Linked DNA regions of Homo sapiens: region 1 is linked to region 2. Evidence: chromatin contacts called from ENCODE Hi-C or POLR2A ChIA-PET data. All regions are on one chromosome and are shown on one strand. The core of a region is the stretch at or near the end of the contact, and the rest is flanking DNA. Distances in the headings are between cores, read along the strand shown. Region 1 holds the start of FRMPD3 (FERM and PDZ domain containing 3). Region 2 has its middle 8.5 kb from the start of RIPPLY1.

Region 1 (2,733 bases), core at 178-2,677, 550 kb before region 2:
GGGGAAGGTGTCAAACATTTGCCCCTGCAGTGGTTTCAGTGTGTGTGTATGGGGCTGTGGTGTGTGTGTGCAGGAAACCCAACAGCTCGAGCGTGGAGGGTATGACTACCAGAGTTGGGCACGCTTTTTGCCAGAATGGGGTTCTTAAGGGCTCTGGTGGAGGTGTCTACAGTAGCTGCGTGTGACGGGGGGTTGCTGGGTGTGTATTGGGGGGAAGCAGCAGGTACTGGATCTGCAGTAATGTGCAGTTGTCATGTAGTTTCTCAAGACCACTCTGAGAAAACACACACACACTCACATACACACACACACTCTCCAACCTCCAAAGCACTAGGCTGGGGAGTAGAGGAGTGTGTTTGTGTGTGCATGTTTTAGCAGCGCTAGGGGGAGGTGCATGTATCTGTATATGTGTTTGAGCTTTATTAGCATCTTGGTGGGAGGGGGCAAGTGTAGCTCGCGCTCTCTCTCTCTCTCTCTGTGTGTGTGTGTGTGTGTGTGTGTGTGTGTGTGTGTGTGGTCTTTGCATGGGGCTGACTGTGTGGCTGAGCGCCGGGTATGTTGTGCGGCTGTGTGTGCGTGTGTGTGCGCCTCCGTGTCCGCTTGTGAACATGGCCCCGGGAACCACGCACATGCTTCAGACAGCTGTTTCTGGCAGCCCCTGGGCTCGGGCTTCGCCGGGCACCCCGGCTAAGTGGCCACCTCCTAGCAGCCAGGCCCCGCGTCTCGCCAGCTCTCCCAACTGTGCCCACAGCCCAGGCGCGCACACAAAGGCTCCATAATGAACGCGCTGCACTCCCCTGCGCTCGACTCCTCACCCCGCACCCGCGGAGGCCAAACGAGCCCGCCAAGCCAGAGACTCGCCGGGGCAGTGGGCACGCAACGGGCCGTTACCCCGCCCGCCCAAACTCCGGGCGGCCAGACGTTCGGCGCCCCCCGCCCTGCCCCCGGCTCCCGGGGGCGCCCAAGCGCCAGTCGCCCCCCAGCCGGCCCGGGGCGGAACGCTCCCGCCGCGACCCACCCCCGGTTGGGCTGAGACAGCGGGCGCGCCCCCCTGAAGGCAGCGCGCCTCTTACCTTCCTCCCCCTCCTCTTCCTCCTCCTCTTCCTCCTCCTCCTCCTCCTCCTCCGCCTCCTCAGCGGCGCGGCAGCGGCGGCGCAGCGGCGGCGGCGGCGGCGGCGGCAGCGGGACTAGGGCACCCGTGCCCCCGAGCCCGGCATGGGCTTGGGGCTCAGTGGCGCCGGGCGGCGGGGCGGGCAGAGGTTGGCAGGGCGGCAGCAGCTGGCCCGGGACGCGGGGAGCTGGCGCGCAGGCGGCGGGCTGCGGGCAGGATGGCAGGAGCGCGCGCGGGCTCCTCGGGCGGGCTTCATGGCTGCGCCGCGGGCGGCACCATCGCCGTGGCTCGCTCGTCGCTCTCTCGCTCCAGGAGTGCGGCAGGCTGCGAGGTGACGGATGGCGGCGAGGCGGCCGGACGGCCGAGGAGGGGAGGGGAGAAGGGGCGGGGGGAGGGGGAGGGGGAGGAAAGAGGGGAGTGCAGAATGAGGGGCCTCTCCGGCGCCTCCCGACCCTCGAGTGCTGGCGTCGATTTCCCCGAATGGGAAAGCGGCTTAAAGGCGCAGTTCCTGGCTCGGGTCACTACTAAAAATAAGCAAAAAATTGACAATTGGGGAAAGAATCTCCCAAGAACAACCCAGCAACCCAGCCACCCAGCCTGGCGCTGCCTCACTTCTTGAATCTGACCGTTACGGCCGGACTCTGCCGGGAACTGCTGGCTGCCGAGAGGGCAAGCCAATTTCCAAAGTGAACCCGGGAAAGGGGGGCGGGGAGTGAACTGCGGAGAAGGGGCAGCAGGAACGCTTGCTTCGGAGACTCCGTTCCCTGGCCCCTGACCTTGCTTCTCGCCCCTTGTTTGCTCGCCTTCTGCTGGGGATGCCCTCCCTGCAGCTCCCCTCCTGGTCACCATCGCAAACATCCACACGCACCTTGAGTTTCGGCTCGGGCTCCTGCTCTCAGCGCCTCTCCCCAGCACTGGAGTGTGAGCGGCTTCGAGCCCAGGCCCAACGCCAGGAGCCCACCTCAGTAAGGGAGCGATCTGCCAGCTGGCAAAGGTCTGCTTAGAAAATGCGATTGGTTTGGTGAAAAGGGAAAAAGGTTAAGGTGTGTGTGCATGTGTGTTCACCAGCAGATGGAGGGAGGGTCCTGGCCACACACACACACCCGGAAGGAGAGCAGCTAGGCACACAGCACAGTGCCTGATGAATGATCTCAGGACGTTTTTTAGAGACATGCTGTGAATACTAAACATGCAGCAGCCGAGATTCAAGAGAAGCTCTTGGTCTCCCAGCGGGCTCCAGACCCCTTCAGAGGAGTTTTGAGGGCCAAGAAAAAAGGCCACTCTTCCTTCCCCAAAAAGGGCAGCCTCAGTGGGGACCCAGAGAGACTGGGAAGCTGGACAGTGGGTCTGGGTGGTGAAGTTAAGGCCAGGGAAGAGAGAAGCAGGAGGAAGCAGTGGAGTTGAGGAGCTCCTGGTGATGCCAAATACATGGTGAATTTCCGGGTGTCAGAAGCACCTCGGAGAGACAGTTAAACATTGGCACATTTGGGCCTTGTGAGTTCTAAGGTGAAAAGTCAGCCCTCCTCGATTTCCTCTGTGTTCCTGAACTCTAAAGGAGGCTGTTGGCACAAAGGGATCCATTCTAGTTGGAATATTTCCTCACTTTCGGTTCTTTTCAAGCA
Region 2 (2,700 bases), core at 120-2,619:
AAAACTAAGAGTTAGCTGGGTTTCTGTGCCTGGGTTTGTGTGCCTGCATGGAAGATGCTACAAGCCTTGTCAGCAGTGATTAAGTAAAAAATACAGGAACCAACACCAGGCCATGACAAGTAAAACAGTGAAGTCAGGTCACCAGTTTACAACAGGAGACTGGAGAAGAGAGGAGATGAACTGTCTGTCCACTAGAGAGCCATAAAGTCACAGTGCGGGGTGGCAGGGGGGCGGGGGAGTAGGAGGTGGTGACACCCACAGGTGTGGGAGTGGGGCTTTCCCTGTCCAGAGAAGACTAGACAATAGGATACCTAGGAGGATAAGAGTTAGAACAGCTGATAATTCTGGAATTCTTGTTATGAACCTTACATGGATTAACTCCTTTAATACAACAACTTTGAAGGATAGGTACAGTTGGGAAAACTGAGGCTTAGAGTGGTTTTTAAAACTTGCCCCAAATCACACAGTTGGTAAATTGTGGCACCTTCTAAGCGTCAGGCTTTTTACACATTTTACCTCATTGAATCCTTATGGCAACCCTAAAACTCAAGCACTATTATTTTCCTTGTTTTATGGATGAGGAAACTGAGGTTCAGAGAGGTTAAGGAATCTTAAGGTCACGTAATTAATAAATGACCGATCCAAGATTTGAGAGATGACAGCAATTGCTCCAGGTTACATTAATGGTAAGTGGCAGAACTAGAGTTCAGGGCTGCCTGACACCAGAGCCCTGTGCTTTCAGGAGGTGGAATCAACAGGGTTTGCTGAAGGATTAAATCTGTGGGAGGGCAAGGGAGAAAAGATTTAAGTTCTGGCTGCAGGGAAGTGAGTCAGAGGATATGAAGAACTCTGGGCCAGGGGCCAGGAAACACTGAGGGCCTCTGAAAGGTGTCACTGAGGGAGGAATGTTTGGGGACCTCCTGCCCGGCAGTGGCAGGCTCTCACAGCACCTGGGCTGTGGGCACAGGGCTACCAGGGGTGAGAGGGGGATGAGGGAATTCTGTTCCTGCCCCTCGGTGCTGTGCTGCCTCAGAGTGGAATGGGCCCTGGCTGGGCATGTCTCACTCTGGCTGAAAAGTGGGAGGAACTACCAATTGCTGAGCTCTCCCGTTCTATCCCAGGCACTGTGCTTGGCACCACACACACTTTATCCTGAACTGGGTGGTGGTGGTGGTGGGGCATCCTAATGTTTACAGATAAGAAACTGGGACTCAGAGAAGTGAAGTGACCTGTTAGTAGCACAGGCAATGAGTGGGAAGCTGGGGTAGAACAGGACAGTGCGACTACAGAGTCCTGGCTCTTAACTACTAGGCTCCTCCTTCCCTCCTCCTTATTCCCCCAGAGAAGCCCTGAAAGTCCCTTAGGGCAGGCAGCTCACCCTGGCCTCCTGCAGCCTACGGGGAAAGAAGTGTGTAAACTGTCACAAAAAGGCATTGCTATCCCCATCACTGGGGACACCTTGAGGCCTGGGACCAAGTGTGAATTAAAAGAGGTTGAGGGAGAGACCAGGAACCAGCTGGAGTCAGGCTCTGGGTTTTTCTAGAAGTCTTCCATCCAAGGGAGAGAACAGCGGCCTCCAAGTCCCTAGCGATTCAATTCGTTTTCGCTAACAGCAAGACAGGCAGCCCCCTCTAGTGGCTGAGCTCTAAACCTACAGCACAAAGCCCAGGATGAGCAGGGCTCATCCATCCAGAGGATTCTATGGCCAGCACTGTTTTGTACCTGGTGGTTATAGGGACAGACTCTGGATTTAAACCAAACCTGGGTTCAAATACTGGCTCGACTCCTTGTTAGCTAAGTGACCATGAGAAAATGTCTCTAAGCCTTAGTTTCTTCATGTATAAAATAGGAATGATAATAATACCATTTTAACAGGGTTAATGTAAGAATTAAATGAGACAGCATATGTAAGGGGCTGGCAGAGTACTTGGCACATTACAGATGTGATAGAGACATGCACATATATTTATATATACATGTACACACACTACTATACATTGTGCATAGGTGTATATATGAATGTATACACATCTAATAATTGTTCTTTTTTGACACATGCTATCATAATAGTCGTCACCACTTTGACTTCCCTTGCCTTTCCCATCTGATATGGTTTGGCTGTGTCCCCCCTGCCCCCAATCTCAAGTTGAATTGTGGTTCCCATAATCCCCACATGTCATCGGGAGGGACCTGGTGGGAGGTAACTGAATCATGGGGGCGGTTACCTCATGCTGCTGTTCTCATGATAGTGAGTTCTCAGAAGAGCTAATGGTTTTATTAGGGGCTTTTCCCCAATTTGCTTGGCAGTTATCCTTGCTGCTGCCATGTGAACAAAGACTTGTTTGCTTCTCCTTCCATCATGATCCTAAGTTTCCTGAGGCCTCCCCATCCCTGGGGAACTGTGAGTCAATTAAACCTCTTTCCTATAAATTACCCAGTCTTGGGTATGTCTCTATTAGCAGCATGAGAACAGACTAATACACTATCTATCTAGCTCTACTAAACCCTGGTGCCCCAATTACTGTCAACACACTCCCCTGAAGCTTATGGGAAAGACATGGGCTAAGATACTTGCTTTTCTCCATGCACACTTTCAAGAATCTTGGACTGCACATCTTTGTCCTTCAATATTCTGGGAATGTTAATAAGCTTGCTTTACACAGGTGCTACGCTCTTTCTGTGTTTCAAAGCAACTTTACC

What was found. Hi-C counts contacts between places; a loop is a spot of excess contacts on that map. ChIA-PET counts read pairs that join two places held with the same protein, here RNA polymerase II (POLR2A). Pooled maps may share reads with other maps.
Region 1: a map of HCT116 shows a loop between it and region 2 (4-fold over the local background). The contact joins the promoter of FRMPD3 here to the enhancer-like site in region 2. A Hi-C loop is called at or near these places in 5 of 168 maps with a recorded cell type or tissue (A673, CD4-positive, alpha-beta T cell, Calu3 and 2 more), 11 of 37 single-sample maps with no recorded cell type and 2 of 50 pooled maps. POLR2A ChIA-PET finds 5 or more read pairs at or near these places in 2 of 52 experiments (HEK293T and IMR-90).

Annotation. Positions count from the first base shown.
Region 1 is chrX:107,448,346-107,451,078 of GRCh38, reverse strand. FRMPD3 (FERM and PDZ domain containing 3) reads right to left here and starts at 1,427. Exons shown (of 15, transcript NM_001388459.1): 1 at 1,074-1,427. RefSeq lists enhancers at 1-220, 2,055-2,555.
Region 2 is chrX:106,893,465-106,896,164 of GRCh38, reverse strand. No RefSeq gene overlaps it. Among named protein-coding and RNA genes, the nearest start is that of RIPPLY1, 8.5 kb to the left of the region's middle. RefSeq lists an enhancer at 986-1,510. Within about 2 kb of position 1,369, at least 5 of the 41 ENCODE cell types and tissues checked have a DNase peak (open chromatin) inside an H3K27ac peak, as active enhancers do; they include HCT116, where a contact is called at or near this core.